Regions from separate parts of the Mus musculus genome. Here regions 1 and 3 are each linked to region 2. Evidence: chromatin loops called from intact Hi-C (ENCODE). Cell type or tissue: heart. All regions are shown on one strand.

Region 1 (8,000 bases), 74 kb before region 2:
CTCCTTCTTGTCTTCTCCCCCAGCCCCAAGCCTTGGGAAGGGAACCCCATCTATGTCTCTTCTACCCAGCTATTGGCTGTTGGCATCTTTTTTCCAACCAGAAATCACTTGGGGCAGGGTCGCATACATCACTGGGGTCTGTGTGCAGACTCCAGATTTTGGGGGTTCACACTCAGCATTACAATAGACAACAAGACCAAACTTCAGCAGACCTTAAACCATCATATGGTAGAAGCTATCTTGATCGACGTAACTGAGGTCAGAAGTGTCATGCATTGTGGAAGCTACCACTCACTTTCTGGGTTTGGGTCCCAGGCTGTGTGAGTGCAAAGTGGACTTGAGCACAGTGGGCGTGCACGCAGCATGAATCCTCTCTCTGTTCCTGACTGTGGATGGGACTGTCTGCTTTGAGGTCCTGCCTTGGCTTCCCTGCAATGATGAGCTGTAATCTAGAACTAGAAACCAAATGAACCCTTTCTCCCCAGAGTTGCTTTTTGTTGGGGTTTTTTGTCACAGAGTGAAACGTAGCTAGAGACTGGTTCCCAGGGAGTGGAGTCATTGCTATGACAAGCTGTTGTTTGGCTTTTAAGGCTTTGGAACTTATTTTGTGAAGGAGAAGGGTCGGTTATGGACATCCAACCCTGAGTCCAGCTGGGAAAAGAACTTGGTCAGGGACAGAGACAGAACCCATTTGCACAACACTCTGACCAAGAACCTGGATTTATTCTAAGACCCGAGTCTCTGAATTAAGCAAAATTTAGAGATGGGACACCTTTGTTTGGCAGAGGGAATTCCAATATGAGAGAGTGTTCTGGCTGGTGCAGTAATCAGCATGGCTGAAGGGAACCTCAAGTGGTACTGGGAAGGATGTCTGAGGGCAAGGCCCCAACCCATCCGAGGCTCCATCTTTCAGGGGTCTGAATTCGTCTCAAGGAAGAAAGCCTAAATTGAAGGGGCTCTTGGCTCCTCAATAGTAACTCCCTGAGAACTCCAGGACCAACGCCAGGAAATGGCTACAGCTATGGTCTGAGTGGGTCAGACTCTATCTCAAGCTGGCCACACAAGTTGATGGTATCATAAGCATTATCCGCCTGGCACTGGTTTTGATGGCAAAGATGTGACTGACATTAAATGGATCACAGAGAGCAGCTGAGGCCAGACACTGTGTGACATGATTTTTGTTCCTGCATAGAGGCCCTGAAAGGATATTGTATGAAGCAGCGAGGGTAAAGCCATGGTAGCAATAGAGAACTTCAGAGTATTGGAGATGCCAGAACCATCGTGTATCTGCCAAGGAAAGCTGCAGGTGTGGAGTGCATGTGGTCCGAGCCTAAGGAGCCACATGTAAGGAGGCAGAGCTGGGGGGGGGGTCCCCAATCCTGTGAAAACCCAGAAGACTCTATTACAAGCTTCAGATGTTAGTCACTGGAACTACAAGACTTGATGTTTTCCCTGCTGGGTTTCCATTTTGCCTTGGGGTACTGTTCATTTGCTATGCACCTGGCCTTCCATTCTGGAATAAAAAAGTTTATAGCCAGGCAGTGGTGGCACACGTCTTTAATACCAGTACTTGGGAGGTAGAGGCAGATGGATTTCTGAGTTCGAGGCCAGCCTGGTCCACAGAGTGAGTTCCAGGACAGCCAGGACTACACAGAAAAACCCTGTCTTGAAAAAAAAAAAACAAAAACAAAAAGAAAAAAGAAAGAAAAGAAAAAGAAAGTTTGTATGTTCCATTGTATGTTGAAAGTATAAAGCTTGGGGGAGGGGAGGGCTACAGAGATAGCTCGGCAGTTAAGAGCACTGGCTGCTCTTCCAGAGGACCCTGGTTCAATTCCCAGCACCCACACAGCACCTCACAGCTGTCTGTGACTCCAGTTCCAGGGGATCTGATGCCCTCACACAGACATACGTGCAGGCAAAACACCAGTGCACATAAAATTAACAATAAAGAAAGAAAGCATACAACTTGCTTAATTTAATTTGGGCTCAAAGTTGAGAGTTTGGACTTTTAAAACACTGGAATTTTTAAAGACTGTTGAGTGCTGGCTAGTTTTATGTCAACTTGACACAAGCTAGAGTCATTTGAGAAGAGGGAGCTTCAATTAAGAAATTCCTTCCATAAGAAGGGGCTGTAAAGCAAGCCTGTAGAAAATCTTCTTTCTTTCTTTCTTTCTTTCTTTCTTTCTTTCTTTCTTTCTTTCTTTCTTTCTTTCTTTCTTTCTTTCTTTCTTTCTTTGAGTTATTTATTTATTATATGTAAGTACACTGTAACTGTCTTCAGACACTCCAGAAGAGGGAGTCAGATCTTGTTACAGATGGTTGTGAGCCACAGTGTGGTTGCTGGAATTTGAACTCAGGACCTTTGGAAGAGCAGTCAGTGCTCTTAACCACTGAGCCATCTCTCCAGTCCAGGACATTTTTTTTTTTGGTTTTTTTTTCGAGACAGGGTTTCTCTGTATAGCCCTGGCTGTCCTGGAGCTCACTTTGTAGACCAGGCTGGCCTCGAACTCCGAAATCCGCCTGCCTCTGCCTCCCGAGTGCTGGGATTAAAGGCGTGCGCCACCACACAATGGCAAGGACATTTTCTTATAGTGATTGATGGGAGAGGGCACAGCCCATTATGGGTGGAGCCATCCCTGGGCAGATGGTCCTGGATTCTATAAGAAAGCAGGCTGGTCGGGCAGTGATGGCTCAGGCCTTTAATCCCAGCACTTGGGAGGCAGAGGCAGGTGGATTTCTGAATTTGAAGCCAGCCTGGTCTATAGAGTGAGTTCCAGGACAGCCAGGGCTAAAAAAAAAAAAAAGAAAAGAAAAGGAAAGGAAAGGAAAGGAAAGGAAAGGAAAGGAAAGGAAAGGAAAGAGAAAGAAAAGAAAAAGAAGAGAAAAGAAAAGAAAAGAAAAGAAAAGAAAAGAAAAGAAAAGAAAAGAAAAGAAAAGAAAAGAAAAGAAAAGAAAAGAAAAGAAAAGAAAAGAAAAGAAAGGCTGGTTGAGCCATGAGGAGCCCTGGCTGGTCTGGAACTTGCTTATGTAGACCTGCCTGGCCTCAGCTTTCAGAGATCCAGCTTCCTCTAACCTCCCACTCAGCTTTCAGAGATCCAGCTTCCTCTAACCTCCCATAGGCTGGGATCAAAGGTGAGATGTACACCACACCCTTCGGATGAGGTTTCACAGGCAGATAGGCACAGGTTGTCACCTGGGTTGTTTTGATTAGCTTGGCCCGTGGGTGCATGGGTAAGGAGCTGTCTTGACTACGTTAGGGTGAGAAGAACTCAGTATGGAGAGCACCATTCCCTGGGTTCGAGTCCTGGGTTGTCCTGGGTTGTACCGGGTTGTACCGGAGGAGGGGCTAAGCACAAGCAAACGTGCATTCATTTCTTCCCCCTCTACTCTTGACTGTGCCTCTGACTCGGCTGCTTCAAGTCTCTGCTTTGACCTTGCTATGATAGCCAAATAAACCCTTGCTCTCCTGAAGTTGCTTTCGTTCCAGTAATTTACCATAGCAACTGTCAAGTTGGCAGAATCCGAAATAACCTAGAAGACAAAGCCTTCACGGGGTCACTGAGGTGGGGAGACCCACCTTACCTGTGGGTAACACCATTCCAAGGTTCATCTCTGCCTGACTGAGGGCAATGTGACTGGCTGCCTCACACTCCTGGGACTCCAAGCTGAAGCAAACCCTTCCCTTTTTTTTTTAAAGATTTATTTATTTATTATATGTAAGTACACGTAGCTGTCTTCAGACACACCAGAAGAGGGCATCAGATCTTGTTACGGATGGTTGTGAGCCACCGTGTGGTTGCTGGGACTTGAACTCCGGACCTTTGGAAGAGCAGTCGGGTGCTCTTACCCACTGAGCCATCTCACCAGCCCAGCAAACCCTTCCTTAAGAGCCTTTGTCACAGAAACAAGTAACCAATACAGTTAAAACGGGGAGGGGGGCGGGGGAAGCATAAGTTCAGGGCTTCATTTCCCAGTACAAACTGCGGGGTGACCATGTCTGCCCTGAGAAAGGACCTACCTGCTCCACACATTTCTGGGCATCTAACAGACAGCTTTTGAGGTAGCAAATGCCTTTCCCAGCACCTGCTTATAAAAACCAGAAGCCATTTGCTCCCCTCCCCCCCCCACCCCCACCTCACCCACTCTCCCCAACCCCCGTCAGCACAAGCGCTCTCCCAGTTTATCATCTAGTTCTTGAGACCTTGTCTTTCCCTTCCACCAGATGTCACTGCATGGTGGCATTATATGGGTAGGACCTAGTAGTGAGCACAGAGTAGCATTAGTAAGATATTTGTATTTCATGGGACAAGGGAATCCACCTGATAATGTCAGACTTTTTGTGGAATTTCTGGGGTTCAGTAGCCTGAGTCAAGATTTCTCTTCCAAAGTAAACAATACATTCTTGCATTGGGCCCTTTGTATAGCTGGGAGGTTGGCAGGGAGGGAAGAAAAAGAAAAACCTTAAGGACACAGTGGACCTCTTTGGACTTTGGAGGCCAGATCTTGGTCACTTTTGGCCGGGGGATTGCAGCCCAGAGGCAGACTGCTTGCCTATTGTGAGACCCTGGGTTCCATCCAGCATCAAAAAAAAAAAAAAAAAAAAAAAAAAAAAAAAAGTCCACCACTCGTGAGCGACTTGCTGAGTGCGCCATTCACACCCCAAGGGTCCCCACCACTGCTGGATTTGAGACCATCCCAAGAGAGGCTTCTCTGTCAGGTCTGGGCTGCAGTCCAGGTGCTGTCACTACCCAGGCTACCTGATCCAGGTGTTTGCCTTGCTGGGGACAGAGAAGCTGAGCCCTGAGGCTCCACTCAACAAGGCTTTGTGCGTACCCCCTTTTGTCTTGTGTATATATGCCATAACACTCACTTGCCTCCCTCTTCTCCCCTACCGTTTCATGTGTTCATAACAGCTAACTACATCACACCCGATGAAGTTTGCAGATGGAACAAAAAAGCAGTTCCCAGGGGCTCTGACTCATCTCCAGTTGTCCACAGGGTGGCAGTGCTCTGACAGGCAGAAGCGCGGCTGTTTGCCTCAATAGAGATTGGGTTTAAGGAGCTGTGTGCGGGACCAAGTAGGAAAGACAAAATTGCAGTTTGCTGGGAAGAGGCTCTGTGGCCTCAGCTAACACTATGTGAATGCGATTGTCCTGGATGATGGGGATCCCCGAAGAGATCTGACCTGTGGAGCTCCAGCCTGAGGCTCCCAGCCAGTCTGTCCTCACAGCCTGCTCTACAGGCTTCAGCCTTGCCTAGCCAGCCCCCACATAGACATAAGGCAATTCCTTGCAAGGGACTTAGCTAGATAGGCAACTAGTGGACAAGACAACCTACTAGGGTGACTGGCTGTTTCTAGAGTAGAAGTGACTTTGATATAAATCATCAGAGAAGATCTTGCTTCCTTGGAGGGCCAAAGGTTGGCTTTCACCAAAATAAGACAGGCATGGCCAGTCCCAGGAACTCAAAGGGTTGCTTTGATAGAAGAGTTAAACCATGACTCAGTGTTTACTGCGTTCATGTTCAACATGTAGCATTGTACCAGAGCATTACACAGCCACTTCTTTCGGTTTTTGTGACCTTCATATCATGTACCCCAATTCCACTCCTCTCTCCCCCTCTTCCCCTCCACCCCTGCAACCTCCCCATCAACAAAGAAAAGTTATCTCATTGTGGAAGCTGTAGTGTGGCACAGTGGCCCACAGTATACCCTTTGTCCACACTTCTCTGCTTGCATATGTTCATGGCAATGACTTGGTCTGGTCCAAGGCACCTGGATTCTGATACACTATCAATACTAGAACAGCACTGAGACTCTTCTCAAAGATCCTGTTGTTGCCCTGTGTCATGGAGATCCTGTAGTTTTGGATGTGTAGGACCAGCCCCTTCATGCACTCCAGCAGTTCATGGATGGGGTAGATGTTGGTTGGGCTGAGCCAATTCAAAGCCCTAGATCTGGATCTGAGAGGGATCTTAGCTGGTCAGCCAGTCAGCTCTCCTGCTTTCATGCCCTTGAAGGCAGCTCATCAGTGACCCACACACAGACACACAGACACACAGACACACACACAGACACACACACACATCCAGGGCCAGATTTATTGAGCTGTCCAGGTGAGGTGCATGGCTGGTTCTCCTGAGTGCTGCAGCTGGTAAGGGGCAGGGCCAGCTCTCCTGCCTGCCGTTGGTGGCAAGGGTCAAGGGCTTGCCCATGTCACTGCACATATACAGCCACTTTTGATGATGGCCAGTACCAGCTTCTAACTGGTTAGAAATACCACCATTCCTAACACCAATGCACTACAGAGGGGAACCTACTGGCTGCCGAAGAGGGAGAAGTCACCTTCCGTAGTAGTTCTGGAATACTGAGTCCTGTGAAAGCAGCTGGATTGGAGGTTGGCCAGGTATGGTCCAGGCAAATCTGGACCCCATCTGCACGAAGGCTTACTGGAAGAGTGATGTTCACTTATTTACAGACTATCACCACTTTCTGCTACAATGGCAGTTCAGTAGATGTGGCAACCTCAAGATACCCACACAAAAACATGAATAATGTTCATAGCAGCAGTTTTCAATAGCAAAAACAAACAAAAAATAAAAACAAAAACAAAAAAAAATCCTTTAACGGTGAGCAGAATGTATTAAGTCTGCTTAGTGGAGCGGTACTTTTCCAGAAAGGTACGCCATTGGCATATCATGAAAACACACTAAGAAGCTAGACTCAAAAGCTAGATATTGCAGGAATCTATTTATGTGAAATGTGACTGGGCAAATTCTGAGACACAAAGCATTAGTGGGCTGGGGAGATGGCTCGGTTGGTAAAGTGCTGCCACACTAGCATGAGGACCTGAGCTCAATTCCCCAGGATCCACATTCTAAAACCCAGGTGAAGGAGCTGGAGAGTAAGCTCTGCACTTAAGAACACTGGTGCTCTTCCAGAGGACTTGGGTTCAACTCCAAGACCTATTTGGTCACAACTGTCTGTGACTCCAGTTCCAGGGGATCCAATATGTATGTACTAAAGGCACAATACATACATATATTATGCAGACATGCATATCTCCAAAGCATCCATATTTATAACTTTTTAAAAATTTTAATGAATTAGGAAAAAAAAAACAAAAAACAAAAGATGCAGTGGGAAAGCCAGGTGGTGGTGGTGCACGCCTTTAATCCCAGCACTCGGGAGGCAGAGGCAGGCGGATTTCCGAGTTCAAGGTCAGCCTGGTCTACAGAGTGAGTTCCAGGACAGCCAGGGCTACACAGAGAAACCCAGTCTCAAAAAAAAAAAAAAAAAAAAAAGCAATGGGACATGGCAGAGGGGAGGCGGGGATAGGCAGCAACTCGCTAATCACCCAGTCCAACCAAGTCAGCAAACTCCAGGCTTTGTGAGATGGTCTGAGTTAAGAAGTGATGGAGGCACCCGGTGTCAGCCTCTATGAGCCACATTTGGGCACATGCATGTGATTAGTGTTTTCTAGAGGCTGAAAAGGCAACGGGAATTGACTGCAAATAGCTACAGGGTTTCCCTCAAGGGGGACATAAACGTTGCTGTTTGCACAAACGTGTACCTGAGATACACTAAAACCCTGAGCTGTGCACCAGCAGAGTTCAGTGTGCATCCCACTTGTCCTAGCATCCTTGTGACTTCAGGTCTGTTTCTGTTCGTGGGCCTTTTCTGTGTGTGTACACAAATGTATGGGGAAGGAAAGGGCTGGTGTAACGTGTGTGAGAACGAACTCGAGTTCCCTCAGAATCCTGCCTCTTCTGACTTTATTAGGCAGATTATCTTCAGTTATCTTTCCAATTCAAAGCATTTTGATAGAAGCCACTGGACCCTCAGAGCCACACTGCAGAAGAGGCATATTCTTCATGCACAGATGGTTCAGAAAAGCCAAACAACTTGCCCAGATGCAGTGGGCAGGGGCTGGTGCCTTTTACACATTCTCCCCACAGCACTGTTTCTGAATGTTGGGCCTCTCTAAAAAGCCCAAAACTCA
Region 2 (8,000 bases):
GCCTTTGATCCCAGCACTTGGGAGGTAGAGGCAAGCAGATTTCTGAGTTCAAGGCCAGCCTGGTCTACAGAGTGAGTTCCAGGACAGCCAGGGCTACACAGAGAAACCCTGTCTGGAAAAACCAAAAAAAAACCAAAAAACAAAAAACAAAAACAAAACAAAACAAAAAAAAAAAAACCCAAAAACAACAATAAAAAAAACCTCACACTTATTTTCACCCCATTATAAGAAGAAATTGCAGCCAGGTATGATGAAGCACTTCAGACCACCTGGGGTAACATCTTCAGGCCCCCCAAAAAAGACTCATCAGCATTAAAAAAAAAAATTCAATAATTACCAGTGCTGGTATCCCAGAATCAGAGGCAAGTGGATCTCTGAGTTTGAGGCCAGCCTAATTTACAGTGTGAATTTAAAGACAGCTAGAGCTACAAAGAGAAACTGCCTAGAAAAACCAAAACCAAACAAAAAACCTAATTAGTTCACCTAGGAAGTGTTCAACTTGAACTGAATTTGACCTTAGAAGACAAAGAGGAAGGAAGACAAGAGCTAGAATAGTAATTAATATAGGAACAAGTCATACTGAAGATAATCTTTTTGTTACAGATCATTTTAGGAACTTTTTTTTTTTTTGGCAAAGTCATATTGTTAATAATGGGACAACAAAGATGGGCTAATTCAGCCAAAAAGAAAGCAGAAAGACTCAAAGAATTAAGGAAGCCAGTCCTGGAATAAAATTATACCATGGCAGTATTTTTAGATGTCTTAGTTGGGCTTCAAAAGTGGCTTTTGTTATCCATGGAATGAAATCAATCCTTACGAACATTGTCTATCTATCGACAGCAACATCAAGTTTCCATGGAAACAACAGTCTGCTCACTGTTCTACATTTTTCAAGGAACAGTCAGTAAATAATCAGTATTCATTATTGGTAACATAATTTAACTAGGCGAAATGAGACACACATAAACTAAATAAAAAGATATGTACTGCTTAGCAAGGCCTACTAGAGAAGCCATAGAAATAAATGGGTCATTGAACTGGATAAATCTTTCTGAAGTGTTACCCAACCTCAGATACTTTATTATAATAACACAAAATTAACCAGTATTATGTTCATAACCAGTGAGCAATTAAAGATGAAAAAACAAAGATATGTACTATTTCTTTCATTTTCTGAAAATATGTGTAATTAAAACAAAAACCAAGTCAATTTTTCCCAGAATATTTAGGTTTTTTTTGTTTGTTTGTTTTTTTGTTTGCTTGTTTTTCAAGACAGGGTTTCTCTGTGTAACCCTGGCTGTCCTGGAATTCACTCTGTAGATCAGGTTGGCCTTGAACTCAGAAATCCACCTGCCTCTGCCCAGCGAGTGCTGGCGTGGGCCACCACTGCCTGGTCAGTTGAATATTTAGAACTTTGTCTTTTTTTTTAGTAGTAAAAATAACAAAGTTATCACCAAAGAGGTCAATATTAGCATAAATGTTAAAAAAATATAAAATTTTACTTTATTTTATTATATTTTTTTTGTTTGTTTTTTAGTTTTGTTTTTCGAGACAGGGTTTCTCTGTGTAGCCCTGGCTGTCCTGGAACTTACTCTGTAGACCAGGCTGGCCTTGAACTCAGAAATCCCCCTGCCTCTGCCTCCTGAGTGCTGGGATTAAAGGTGTATGCCACCTCGGCTGGCTTTGTTTTTGAAGCAGGGTAGACTCCCAGTGAGCTCACTATTTTCCTTGGTATCTTAATCTCCTGAGGGCTGAGATTACTGATGTGGGCTCCCATGCTTTTATGACTAACAACAACAAAAAACTGTTTTTTTTCCCCTGAACTATTTAGATTTTAAAATCGCTTAAAAATTGGATATATTATGCTCTCCTCTTCTTTACTGTGACTTCTGGTGAGAGTAGTCAAATTTGCAGTAGATCTCCCAAAATTCAACAAGTTCTTCAGGCATTTTGCCTAGAAACCTTATACATCACTTCTGCCTCTCCCCCACTCTCACTGTCCTTGATTTCTCCAGCCAGTCTTAATATTTAATGGTTTCATTTTAAGCAGCCCCACATCCTTGGACTGTTGTAAATAAATGATAACATCCAGGGGCAGCAATGACTCAGTGACTCATCTGGTTAAGGTGCTCCTCCCAAGCCTGACGTTTCATCTCGGGGGCTCACATGGCATGAGTGGTGAACTGCACCTTATTTTCTGACTTTCACACATGGGCCATGGCATGACCCACCACCCCAAGACACAATATGCATAACATAAAAATTAAAAACTAAAAATTACAGTATAAAGAATCACCCTTAGAACCTGTGGGGATCCGACTTAGCATATTTATTAGTGATAGGGTCGACACAGCTCTGGCTGGCCTTGAACCCTGAAATTCCGCTTCCCAAAAACTTCAAGAGGCATTTACCACTACGCCTGGCTGTCTCTATCCAATCATGAAAGGCTCTGGTTTTAGCTGGGAGGTAGTGACTTTGATCCCAGCACTCAGAAGGCAGGAACTCCAGGACAGCCAGGGGTACACAGAGAAATCGTGTCTCAAACAAAACAACCCCAAAACAAAAACAACACCAAGAAAACGTTTTGTTTTTCAATATTTTTAATAGAAAGGGTTTCCCTGAATGTCCCGGGCTAACCTTTCCCCCCGCCTCCCCTTTGGTTTTTCGAGACAGGGCTTCTCTGTATAGCCCTGGCTGTCCTGGAACTCACTCAGTAGACCAGGCTGGCCTCGAACTCTGAAATCCGCCTGCCTCTGCCTCCCGAGCGCTGGGATTAAAGGCATGCGCCACCACTGCCTGGCTCCGGGATAACCTTTACTAGAACTGTGTATAACAGGGTAGGCTGGACCCTCCTTGCCTCAGCTTCCGGAGTGATAGGATTTCAGGCACACAAGCTTAAGTCCAGATTGGTTTGCTTTTATTATAATTCGAGTTCATTAACAACACTACAAGGCCGTATGATTTCACACGTAAGGCTCTTCTATTCCCGTTATTACAAAACAAAGAAGCAAAATTGTGGTATCCAATGCAAGAATCCTTTTGCAGATAATCTTGGCAAAATAAACAAATAAATAAATAATCTCCCTAGACCAGCACAGAACCGGGATCTCGGCTCTGCAGTTAAACTGTTTTATCACTCTTCCTTTTTCATCCTTAGAAAGGAGGAAGAGGAAAACTCAAGGCACAGTTTTCATTTAGATAGATATGGAGGATCCGTCTAGACACTTTAACTAAGATGCAGCCCACCGCAGGTTCCCAGAGGCAGAAGCCACACTGCTCCGCTTCGGCTTTTAAATGAAATCACCTGCAACTCCCGCCGGCGGCACCGAAGTGCAGAAGATGCCCAGGTTTCCGGAGCAACAGCTCAGCGTCATCTATCTCCGCCCCGCGGCGCCTTTCCCGCCAAAGGCCGTTACCACCGCGGAGCATGGTGGGACACGCTTGCAAGATAGGTTTCACCCAATCTTTTTAGAGCGCCGAGCTGCTTTCAGAGAGGGTCTACCCCCGAGGTGGCCGACGATTCTGGACTCAGTGGGGATTAATAATAACCGCTTTAACCAGAGCATGTGATTTTTACTAAACGCCTGGACGTTCCAGCAGCCAGTCAACCCGCCAGGACGCGAGGGACTTTTTCCCCTCCGTGCGGAGGGTGACGTCGCGCGTGCGCGAGCGTGCTTCTCAGCACCCGTTAGAGGCGTGCGCCTGCGCACTGGGAGGGACGAGCCGCTTCCTCCGGCTTCTCTTCCTCCCCCTCCCCCCCGGTATCAGTGCGCCGAGCTGATAAAGGCGCCATTTTGGAGCGGCCGCGGGAGACGTGGTGCCGCTGAGGGCTCGCTCTGCCGTACGCTAGGCTTGGTAGGAAGGCCTCTTTTTTTTTTTTTCCTTCCCCCCCCCCGAGTCCGCGCTTTTCGTCGTCGCCGCCGCCGCCATGTCGGGAGGTGGTGTGATCCGTGGCCCGGCGGGGAACAACGACTGCCGCATCTACGTGGGTAACCTACCTCCGGATATCCGAACCAAGGACATCGAGGACGTGTTTTACAAATACGGCGCCATCCGCGACATCGACCTGAAGAACCGCCGCGGGGGACCGCCCTTCGCCTTCGTTGAGTTCGAGGACCCGCGGTGAGGCAGCGTGGGGCGTGCGCGGCCTTGAGGAGATAGCGTGGAGGAGTTGGGGAAGGCTCGGAGGCCTTGGAACATAATGGGGGGAGAGGAGGGGCTCCGAGGCGCTATCGCCCCTGCAGGAGTCGAGTCAGGAGAGCCGAGAGGCGGCGCGTTGTCTCCGGTGGCCGGCCGCCTCGGACGTCCCCCCTACCCCCCGAGCCCATGCGCAGCCCCCGGAGCGGGAAACCGAGGCGCTGAGGGCCGGCGAGGTGGTCGGGAGCCTCTGCCCGGCGTGGTGCTGGGTGGGGGAAGGGCCGGCCCTATTATGCGGCGCATGTGGGGCTCCGTGTGGCCCCGTGGGTGCGCATGTGCGCTGTGGCCGCGGCTTTTCACCCCCGGAGCGGGCGAACGAGCTGGGTCCGGCGGCTCCCTCCCCTCATCACCCCCCCCTTTCGCTTTCTGTGATCACACGCAGAGACGCGGAAGATGCGGTGTACGGTCGCGACGGCTACGACTACGACGGCTACCGGCTGCGGGTAGAGTTTCCCCGAAGCGGCCGCGGGACCGGCCGAGGCGGCGGCGGGGGTGGAGGCGGCGGCGCCCCGAGAGGCCGCTATGGCCCGCCGTCCAGGCGGTCCGAGAACAGAGTGGTTGTCTCTGGTGAGTTGACTTCGTGCGGGTTAAAATCTTTTTCCCGCATGACTGCTTTGAGTACTGCAAGGTTTTTGTTATTGTTGTTTTTGTTTTGTTTTACACACGGGGTCTTGGACTACTTCGGTCTTTGGGATGAATTTAGTAAATAAAGATTACTGTGGTGGTGATTTACCCAAATTAGGTTGCAGTACTAGCCTATGAAGATCCTTTACAAATAAATTTGGACTCTGGATCTGACTCTTACCAGCTCTTTACCTGGAAACACTTAAGTACAATCATTAAGTATTTTAAAATAATCCTTGTTCGAATGTACTTTACACGTTTGCCGTGGGACAGGATGAGTAGTATTAAATTAGGGGGAATCGCTTTTTCAGGACTGCCTCCGAGTGGAAGCTGGCAGGACTTAAAGGATCACATGCGTGAGGCAGGTGATGTATGTTACGCTGATGTTTACCGAGATGGCACTGGTGTCGTGGAGTTTGTACGGAAAGAAGATATGACGTATGCAGTTCGAAAACTGGATAACACTAAGTTTAGATCTCACGAGGTAGGTTATACACTTATTCTTTTTTTTGGCCAGAATTGGATACAGTTTTCTTAACAGTGGAATTTGAAGGTAAGGATACAGGCAAGGGTGTTCACGTAAATTACCAGAGCCCTGATCTGTCTTTGTATTCGTTCAGCTTGTCTGAAGACAGGTGAAAGCTTAGATCTTTCAATGGAAAGTTCTGTCTATCCAATAGGGAGAAACTGCCTACATCCGGGTTAAAGTTGATGGGCCCAGAAGTCCAAGTTATGGAAGATCTCGATCTCGAAGCCGTAGTCGTAGCAGAAGCCGTAGCAGAAGCAACAGCAGGAGTCGCAGTTACTCCCCAAGGAGAAGCAGAGGATCACCACGCTATTCTCCCCGTCATAGCAGATCTCGCTCTCGTACATAAGATGATTGGTGACACTTTTTGTAGAACCCATGTTGTATACAGTTTTCCTTTACTCAGTACAATCTTTTCATTTTTTTAATTCAAGCTGTTTTGTTCAGAATGGGCTAAAGTGTTGAATTGCATTCTTGTGTAATATCCCCTTGCTCCTAACATCTACATTCCCCTCATGTCTTTGGTAACTTGTATTTTAAGTGATGTCATAGACAGGATTGTTTAAATTTAGTTAATTTCCATGCTCTTCAGACTGTGATATTATGTAAATGTCTATTCTGCTCTGGTTTGTGTGAAATGGGATGTTGGGGGTGTTTGTGGTTATCTTACTTGGGGGAAGTTCTTATGTTTATCTTGCTTTTCATGTGTCTTTCTGTAGACATATCTGAAGAGATGGATTAAGAATGCTTTGGATTAAGGATTGTGGAGCACATTTCAATCATTTTAGGATTGTCAAAAGGAGGATTGAGGAGGATCAGATCAATAATGGAGGCAATGGTATGACTCCAAGTGCTATTGTCACAGATGAAATTGGCAGTATTGACCTTATACTAGAAGGCGAGGGTTAAAAATTTATCTACCTTAAAAGATTTGCAAACACTTAATGCAGTTATCTTCAGCTACAATTGCTTTGCTTTTTAAAACCTTGGCAATTGTGGTAGAATTGCCCATTTTGTAACAATTATTTGCTCCCTTCCCCCCTTTTTGTTTTAATAGGGACTAATGTGGGAAGAATGGCTAATTTGTCACAGTGCTTAGTTACAACTGTTAATGTGTGGCCTGCTGTTGGTGTACATGTGGGTACAGGGTGTCAATTTCCAAACAGAGTATAATATCAATACTGCTAAATCTGCATGTCCTCTGTGTGACTGATAGAGCATTGTTATTTCATTTTTTAAAGACAAAATGACAGCAAAATAATAGAATTCCAACGTATTAGTGTAGATAATCTAGTTGGGAGTACTTTAAGTCTCACCTTCCCTTTTAATATTCATAATTGACTCATGTTTAAAACACTTTAATTTACAAGCTAAATTGCAGATGGGAGCAATAGTTTAGGTTTAGGTGGGTAGTAATACCAGTAAACTTCAATTATATAACTTTGCAACCACAAAACCTGTGATACCTGTACAGTAACAAGTGTTGGCATTATCAGTTGAACTGTAAATATAAAGTGCTTCTTCCAGTTAGTCTCTATAGTTATTAAGTTTCTAAAATTTATCTGAACACCATACAGAAACTTGTTTTGGGGAATTTGATAGTTATTGATGTGCATCTGTAAACTGATGACAGACATAACTCATCATTCCCCAGAAACTTTTTTTGGTTACAGTGTCTAACATTTTGCCTCCTCTTTTTTGGTTTTGCTGGTTATAAAGGTTTGGATTGGAGAGGGCTCACTGGATCCCAATCCTTGGAGCTGGATCATTGGATTCAAATCATAATGTGGATAGGATAGGGAGGATGAATTACCAGGATTCATGGAGCGGGATCAGATTACCAGGAACATAGGAGTGGATTCCTTCCTGCCCCAACCAAACCGCATTCGTGTGGATTTTTTTTTCATTCAACTTAATTGGCTATTCCAAAGAATTTTTTTCCTATTTTTGACGATTGGAGCCCTTAAGATGCACGATGGAATTGTGTTTTGCATTTTTTGGTAAAAGGAGCAAAGCGAGGACCTGGAGATATACGCTGGAGCAATCTCCTTGGAAGGATTCAGCACGAGTAGATGGTAAACATTTAAAGGGGAAAAGGGGGGGTTTGTTTAAAATAGTAAATCAGTAAGTCACTTCTAAATTTAAAGAAAACAAAATTGGAGTTGAAGAATAAGTAGGTTTCCAATTGGCTATTGCCGTTTTTCTTTGAAAAAAATAAACATTTTTTAAAAAACGATGCATGGTTGTCCTTTTTCCTCTTGTAAAATTTTGATTGGGTAACTAGTGTATCAGTTATTTAATTTGATAAGATTCTGATTCTGTTTATGTGTTAGTAAATTAAAGATTCTAATAAATGATGACTGTCTCTGTTGTGGAAGTCTTAAGAGCATAATAAACTGAGTGTAAGGCAGTTACATACGTAACAGTTGTGTAGAGGGTAATGATCTGGAAAGTAATCTTTCATATTTTGCTAAAGAACTTACAGTTGCTGTTTATTTTGGTAATGCTTTAGACAAAATAGGCTTTTGTACAAAGTTTGATAGCTAATCAATTTTAGCTTTGAGATTCTCAGTGGAACTCAAATTCAGTATTAACATTAGGAGACAAAATAGACTACACAGTTTTTTTTTTTTTAAATTTTGGATAGTGTGCT
Region 3 (8,000 bases), 61 kb before region 2:
AGGCATGCACTATAATGTAGAGACATAAGCAAATTACCCATACACATAAGATTAATTTAAAAAAAGAGAGAGAAGCCAAGCGTGGTGGCGCACACCTTTAATCCCAGCACTCAGGAGGCAGAGGTAGGAGGATTTCTGAGTTCGAGGCCAGCCTGGTCTACAGAGTGAGTTCCAGGACAGCCAGGGCTACACAGAGAAACCCTGTCTCCAAAAACCAAAAAAAGAGAGAGAGAGAACATAAGGGGAGTAGAATATGTTGCAAAATATGCAGAACCTAAGCCCCTTTTTAGGGAAAAGAAAACGTTCCATCTCACGAGGATTATAAAGGACACACCACTGTAAATGAAGAAGTTCCCTGAAAATCTGTCCGGGATCATATAGTATTCACTCAAATGCTCTTAATCTTAATCTTGAACACTGAACAGTTCTCAACTGGGCTAGTAATATTTGTTCTGCAGTTCCTCTGCATAGCCTTCGCCTTCTCCTTCCCCATGCTTTGTAGTGACATAACTAGCTGTACAACTAACACAGCTGCACTACAACCTCATCAAGATCATTTGGGAGATTGCTTTGGGAGCTCAGAATTACCCTATAATTCAGCTGCTTCACATGTCTGCAGGCTTTCTCAGAAGGGGCGACACCTGCTTTCTCAGCAAGTGTCTGCCCTGACCCCACCCCCACCCCATCCACTGTCCCCAACCTATGCGGCTCAGCTGTCAATCCTCAGGCTCCCAGCTTACCTTCTTGATATAGGCAGCAATGTCCTTCTCTATGTTGTACTTCTCCATGGCCTGTGTGGCACAGTCAACGGCATCCTGTTGCATGTCCTCAGACATGTCTGCGTTCTTGATCACTGCCTTCCGGTCAGACATCGTGACACTGCAGTAGGAACACAAAAGTAAAGCAGGCGACGTCTCGTGTGAGCAGCAGCTTGAGCTATGGGTTGGGAGCTATAAGGTTAGCGGGGGATAGACATGGTGGGAGCACATGAACACAGACAAGAGAGAAGCTTAGGCTGGGTAAGGCGGCACTTGCCTTAAATCCCAGCACCCAGGAGGCAGAGGTAGTTGGATCTCTTAAGTTCAAGGCCAGCCTGGTCTTCAAAGGAAGTTCCAGGTTAGCTAAGGCTACACAGTAAAACGTTTGTGAAAAAAGAAAAAAAAAAAAAGCCACTTAGAAGCTTCTAGCAGAAATATGGTCCCTACCTCTTGGAAATACAGGACAAGAAAGAAAGAGGGAAAAGGAGATATGGATGTAAGATGTTGTGCTTTAATAGCCCATTTCATGGGCTCTGAACGAGAGTCGGCACGCCACCAAGAGCCGAAGAGACGTAACACTGCATCACCTAACTGCATCTTTCAGCAAGTTAATCCGTCTCTGTGTTTTTATGTCACCATCTGTAAAATGGGGCCCAAGCCTTATCCTAAGAATAAACCAGCAGCTCGCACCTGAAGAGATTCCGCACATGACTGACTAACTATTATCTACTACTGGTCTCACAGCAGAAACCCTGCTAGAAATCAGTACCCCTGACTTCTGGTCCTGACTCTGAGCCTTTGTGGTCTCAACAAGGCATCTGGCCTTTCTGTATCGATTACTTCCATTTTAGAAATGAGGTCAGCTCTCAACTGGAGGTTGTTTAAGAATTAACTAGGGTTACATGAGAGCATCTGCAAATAGGGAGAGTCTATGCAAGGAAGCTGGCTGTCCATCAGCCAGACTCAACCACCACCTGTTTTTATGAATCAAAGTTTTATAGGAACATGTTACAATAAGAGTTCTAGAGATTGTTCTGACCATAAATCCTAAAATACTCACTGTCCCCTCACAGAAAAAAGGCCAACTCCACTCTGATAAAAATAAAAGGGGCTTCACATACATGGCCTGCTGCCAAAGAGGTAATAATGTCCTCTTAAATGTTGGGGCTGATGTTACCTCAAACCAGAGAGGCAGCCCCATGTCACCACACCCAATCCTGCTCCCTCACTCTCCTCACAACAGTGTTCAGTCTTTAAAGTACAATACAATTTCTGAATTCTGGCCTTTAGTCACAGCCCCAACAATGATTGTCAGTTCTCTTGAATTTTTGCTTCTTCATGTAAAAATTATTTTTATTCATTCAAAAAGCACTAATGATGTGTACATTTGGAGAAATATTACCCGACAGGAGTGCTGAGAACTTTCCCTTAAATATAAAAACAGGGCCAGGTGTGGTGATTCGCACCTGAAATTCTAGCACTTGGAAGGTAGAGGCAGGAAGGAAGATCAGGCATTTAAAGCCAACCTCAGCTACAATAAGACCATGTTCCAAACAATCAAAACAGAGGAGATGGAGGAGGTCCACAACACTGACCTAAGACTAAGAAAGAGCTTAATATTTTTATAGCCTTATTTCATAGCCATGCTTCCTGGGCTGTGGCATTCACCGTACAGCAAGCAACCTGACTTCGGAGACTGACCCACATGGACCCTTCTGCAGCCTACAGTCATGTGAGCTACCTTACATCCAAAGAAACAAGCTACAGAAACCCACCCCTGCCCGCTCTCATCACTCACGGCAGTACTGATCCCCCTCACCTCAGCTCCAAAAGCAACACTGGTTGTCCCCAGCCCAATGGGGACGGACGGGTTTCTGACTGCTCAAGGCAAGACTGCTGGGATCATTCCAAGCTGCTCCTTATCTATGTGCACACTACCCACGGAGATGAAAAGAACCCAGTCCGTCTAACACACACAATGTATTTGTGACAACTTCCAGGCCAGGCACCTTGGTCTGACACTGTCAAATGAAGCAAAGCTTCTTCCACGGAAGCGACACTGGCCAGTGTTTAGCTAAGATGCCCCCTACCCCAGAGAAAATATGGAGCCAAGGAGTCTGTGGTGTTGAAGGAAAGGTCGAGTGATGCCTATTCAAGGCCGACTAGCTCTGTGACCTTGGGCAGCCAATCATGTTTAAAAAATAATGGCTGAAATGAGAGAAAAGGAACAACCTCCACGAGGCTTGGGAAGAGAAAAAGGCTGATGTGATGAGACCTTTCTAGAAGAAAAAAAAAAAAAAAAAAACAATGTCACCTGGTGGCCTATTCCAGGTTCCCACTCAGAAGGGGGCAGTGTTTACAAATCCAGAGGTTGGGGGTGGAGCCTGGCTACAGACAACGAAGTATGAAACTGGCACCATTTTGCCAAAAAAGCTCACCTGCTTCACCGCCTCCTCCCCAAAGTCCGAAGGATCAACTTTGTCACAGTAATTAAAAGCTATCTTACTCTCTAACAGAGAGAGCCTACGATTACATAATGCTGGTCTTGTGACTACAATGCCACGATTCTTCACCCTTGGCCCCTCAGGCGTCGCAGAAAGGTGAGGCCCAGCCCTGGCAACCCCTATCCAAGGTACCAGTGAGAAAAGGCTAGGGAGCCAGACGCCCAGCGATCCTTTCCTAGGGAGGTGGGGGGAGGGGGCGGAGCTGGGCCTCCAGATAAAAGGATGGCCAAAGGGCCCCAAGCCAGCTTCCTGAGTCACGAGCCAGGAGCTCCTGTGAAAAACGCAAAAGGAGCACTCCAGGACAGTTCTCAACCTCTGTCCCTGGTCTTGCGACAAAAAAAGAAAAAAAAGGGGGGGGGGGCTAAGCCTCCAAATGACACGGACCGCCCTGCACCATTCTTTAACACGTACAAACGTTATTGCCTCGTTTCGGATTTCCAAAGGGACCGTAACCCCTCGTCCCAAAACACCGCCCCCACCATCTTTTCCTCTAGCGGGCAGGGACCCCCGAAGGGCAGCACCTGGGAAATGAGAAAGCATCCACCTCCCCGCCGCCCTCCGGATCCGCAGGCCGCAAGCCGGTCCTCCGCCCTCCCCCGCCAGGCCTGGAGAGGCGCCGGAGTGACCCGGCGACCTCGCTGCAGGAAGGACGCCCCGAAGGGTGGCGGCGGGAGGAGCCGCGTCGAGCCCGAACCCGCACTGGCTGCCCGCGCTCCCCGGACCGGAGAGGCCTCCGTGCACCACGGCTGGCTCCCCTCCCCGGGGCTGCGGGGCCTCCAGCCAGGGCACGAGGGTCTCCAGAGCCTGGGCCGAGTCGAGCGAGGGCTGCCCCCCGGGGCCCCAGCTCACCGTCACGCAGGCGAGTCCGCACAGGCCCCTGGGGAGCAGCGCTGGGCTGAAGCAAAGCTCGAGCAGGGGCGGTGTCCCCTGGGCTCGTCCTGCAGCAGCAGCCGCTGCCGCCGCGGTATCCCCCTGCTCCCGCAGCCCCGGGGCCGAGCGCTCGCACTGCTGGTCGCCCTCCGAGCTTCCCCGGACGCCCGCGCTCCGCCTCGTGCCACCCGGCCGACCGCCTGTCTCGGCTGATACCTCGCCGTCCGCTCCGCTCCGCCGCTGAGCGCGGCCGACGCGCGGCCCTGAAATAGAGCCCCGCCCCCGCCCCCCTGCCGCGCGCGCCGCCGTCCGCGCTCCCCATTGGCTGCGCCCGCCCGGCCCCGCACTGCGGGCTTCTCCCCGCGCCGCTCTCGCTCCACATCTTGTTTCGTCCCACAATGCCTCGGGGCGGAGGAGGGGGTGGGGAAGGGGAGCTGGAGAAGGTGGGGGGAGGGAGCCGTGGCCTTAGGAGGAGAAAAGAGGACGCATACCCTGTCTGCCCAGGCCCGGAGAGGCCTGACTCGGGAGGAATACATTCCGCCCAGAAAGGAAAAGGGAGAGAGGCGTGGAGAGTCCAGTGCCAAGGAAAAAAGAATGGAGGGATGGAGATTTCAGACTCAGGAGAGAAGGGTCCCAACTTTGGAAAGAGGCAGGATAGGGTATTAGAAATCACCAGGGACAGAGGAAAATTCATTTCCCTAGGCTGGCGACACTTGAGAGAACTGTCAAGCCCCATGGTGAAATAAAGGCAACAGTCCTCAAGACCCCCCCCCCCCCGCGCCCCTGCTTTCACATTCGCTTTTGCTTCTAACTCAACCTTTGTTCACGAATCTTGAGACCTTTCTGCCTATCCATAGCTGGAACCCTAAGTACACTATCATCAAAAATACCGGAGGTACAGCCTCTACCGTTCGGGTATGGCCTTTGGGGGATAGAGGTGCGAACCATTTCTCGGGGACTCCTGTATGAGCTGTGAGGTATCTTTTAAAAAACGACTTCACCCATAGCCCTCAAATATAGACAACACACTGGGGGGAGGTGTCACACTCCTTTAATCTCAGCACTTGGAAGACTGAGGCAGGCAGATCTCTGAGACAGCAGCCCGGTCTACAGAGTGAGTTCCAGGACAGCCAGGGCTACACAGAGAAACCCTGTCTCAACAAGACAAAAAACAAAGTGTAGACAAACACAGATTCAGACCCCTTGCCAGGTCAGCTCCTTTAGACCACACATGGATGGCAGCCTTTAAAGTTCAGGAAGCAAACATTGGTGTGTGTGTGTGTGTGTGTGTGTGTGTGTGTGTGTGTGTGTGTGTGTGTGTGTGTGTGGTGTTACAGAAAAAACATCGGGATTTTTCTTCCTAAGCTTTCATTCACAAAGGGGCTATCTAAAATCTTCAGTGGGAGGTCAAATATTCTGGCCTCGGTGGACGTTAGGAAATTGCCTAGCATAGCTCCTGTGTTCACCTCTTTCTCTCCCCTCACCTAAACCATGAGAAGTCAGACTAGTCCTGGCCTTAGCCTGCCCTGTTTGGGAGTATCATAATTTAGTGTTCATTATGTGTCCAGGACAACTTGGAAAACTGTCCCCTCAGGCTTCTCCATTCCATAGCTCTGTCTTTTTCCAGTAAGGGACTCAGCCAAGCTAGGCCTGGGGTATCCCTTCATCCAGGGGGTATTCTGATGTCAGCCTGTGTTAATGAATGAGGGGTGGGGCACATGTGGGGAGGGGTGAGAGGACAGATTGTAGAGTTCTTGTGGAGAAAACTCTTAGGAAGTTCTTGGAGAAAGAGCTAATATCCTCTTTCCCCAGCCTTCATTAGCTTCTAAGATCTGAAGGTCACAACTACGATATAAGATTGTATACAAGATGTCCATTGCCCAAGGACATCTAACGGAGGGAACAAGTGGAAGCACACACTCTACTTGCTTCCTTCCTGATGTGTCTTGATACAAGCCAACACTCAAATGATCTTTTTCAAGGGCACACAACAGTGACTATGAATTTTTATGTCCCTACTGTGTTCTCCCTACTCCTCTTGCCCAGAGTAGATGAGAGATAGAATATTCCCAGTGTGGAATATAATGGGATAAGAATTAGGAGATAAAACTCTCAGATAACAAAAGATAGACTAAGACTTAAGGCTCTTCAGAAATTTGGGTATTAGAGTGGTGTGTGTGTGTGTGTGTGTGTGTGTGTAAGTTTGAGACTGGGGCTGTAACTCGATGGAAGAGTGCATGCTTGCCCAGCATGCTCCAGGCCCTGAGTTTGAACCCCAAACACTATGGCTCATGTCTAGATAACAGTTAACCTTTATGAAGCCCTTACTCTGTACCAGGTACTAACTGCTTCCAGTGTAATGCATTCTATTCCACCACACTAAACTGTTTTGAAGTGAATGTATTACTGTCCCCCTCTGGATGAGTAGTTGTTAGTGTAGTTCAGGGGCTTGCCTAAAGTCACCCAGCTTTGTCATCTGCAACATTCAAACCCAGCTTGTTCCAAGTGCTTACCACCTTAGCCGTTAGACTTCGGTGTTACCTAACAGTAACATAAAAGTATAGAGGGACTTGGCTCTCTGCCTAAATCATAACAGCATTTCCTAAACTTACTAACTGTAGTCCTTTTTAAAATATATTTTTCCTATGTTGTCTCTTTATTATTTCGTGTATGTTTTGCCTTGGTCCCCATGGATGTCGGATTCCTGGAAGTGGAGTTAGATATGGTTGAAGATACCATGTGGGTGCTGGGAATTGAACCAAGTTCCTCTAAAAGAGCAGCCAGTGCTCTTAGCTCTCCAGCTCCCTCCTTTTTTAAAGACAAAGTCTCACTATGTAGCTCTGGCTGTCCTGGAACTCACTATGTAGACCAGGCTGGCCTCAAACTCATATGATCTCTCTGCCTCTGCCTCCCAAGTGCTAGGTTTAAAGGTGTTCAACATTATGCCCAGCTCCAAGGTCCTTTTTTAATCCAAACATTAATATATCCAGGAGCAGAGTTTAAGAAACTTGTCCTATACTAATTAATACTATTTATGCAAAATACTTACTACCTAAGATGACTACTATGCAGCATTGTAACTATGATACTTAATGGCTTTGCCTAACTTGGTGGGTGTCTATTTGACAGAGTCGTTTGAAACTGCTTAGTTTCCTTGGCTATCAGTCATGATTTCTGATTTAAAACAGAAGGGGTTGATTTTGTCTTGTTTGTGGGCTTCTTACCCTCTGCCTGTTTTGATTTCAGGGCTCCTGATATCATCCTCAACTTACAAGTTTCACCCTATTGCTTTTAACTATGGCCTGGGCCCTGGCCACTCTTCCCATCCCCAGATTTCTCCACACAGGCCCTTCAGACACACACACACACACACACACACACACACACAGATACACACACAGACACACACACAGGCACACACACAGACACACTCACAGACACACACACACACATACACACACACATACACAGAGACACACACCCCCTGATGGTTAGCAGCATAGTTCCAGGAATGGGTGCCTTGATTCTAAATTCTTTCCACAACTCAAAAGCTGTGCAATGTGCAAATCTGGCCAAGCTATTCAAATCACAAACTCTCATTTCCCTCAACTATAAGTTGAGAACAATATCTGCTTTATAGAGGTACAGGAAAAAAAAGAAAAAAAAAAAAACACATGAAAACTCTTGGCTCAAGGGCCTGGTCCAGCCCTGTAGCTAAGGAGTAAACTCTAGCCACCATCATCTTTCCCTTCCCCGGAGTTCTTATCTCTGCTTTAAGCCCCATACACAAGCCAGAGACCAGGGATCCCCCCTGGATTTGTGTCTCCCTCTCACACCCGCCACCGAGTCATCCCTGCTCCCTGCCTGT

What was found. A loop is a pair of places that touch in the nucleus more often than their neighbours do. Peaks named below come from ENCODE experiments on the same cell type or tissue, not always from the same donor. Only the 100,000 strongest peaks of a DNase experiment are listed, where the experiment ranks them.
Region 1: it touches region 2 in a loop (2.7-fold over the local background); 38 of 42 quality-filtered maps call a loop at or near these places.
Region 3: a loop joins it to region 2, with 5 times the contacts of the local background. A loop is called at or near these places in 35 of 42 quality-filtered maps.

The regions. Positions count from the first base shown.
Region 1 is chr11:87,969,880-87,977,879 of GRCm38, forward strand. No RefSeq gene overlaps it. Among named protein-coding and RNA genes, the nearest start is that of Dynll2, 14 kb to the right of the region's middle. In heart, CTCF peaks have their summits at 4,213 (motif pointing right) and 4,993 (motif pointing right); no DNase peak of the experiment used is centred here; H3K4me3 peaks cover 268 bases; H3K27ac peaks cover 384 bases; H3K27me3 peaks cover 476 bases.
Region 2 is chr11:88,043,911-88,051,910 of GRCm38, forward strand. It overlaps Srsf1 (serine and arginine-rich splicing factor 1), which reads left to right and starts at 3,463. Exons shown (of 4, transcript NM_173374.4): 1 at 3,463-4,122; 2 at 4,580-4,764; 3 at 5,133-5,305; 4 at 5,502-8,000. The coding sequence starts at 3,929. The coding sequence ends at 5,696. In heart, no CTCF peak of the experiment used is centred here; DNase peaks (open chromatin) are centred at 3,721 and 4,421; H3K4me3 peaks cover 4,164 bases; H3K27ac peaks cover 2,806 bases.
Region 3 is chr11:87,983,132-87,991,131 of GRCm38, forward strand. It overlaps Dynll2 (dynein light chain LC8-type 2), which reads right to left and starts at 4,402. Exons shown (of 3, transcript NM_026556.4): 1 at 4,112-4,402; 2 at 741-879. The coding sequence starts at 872. In heart, a CTCF peak has its summit at 3,102; DNase peaks (open chromatin) are centred at 2,710, 3,460 and 4,500; H3K4me3 peaks cover 3,199 bases; H3K27ac peaks cover 2,379 bases.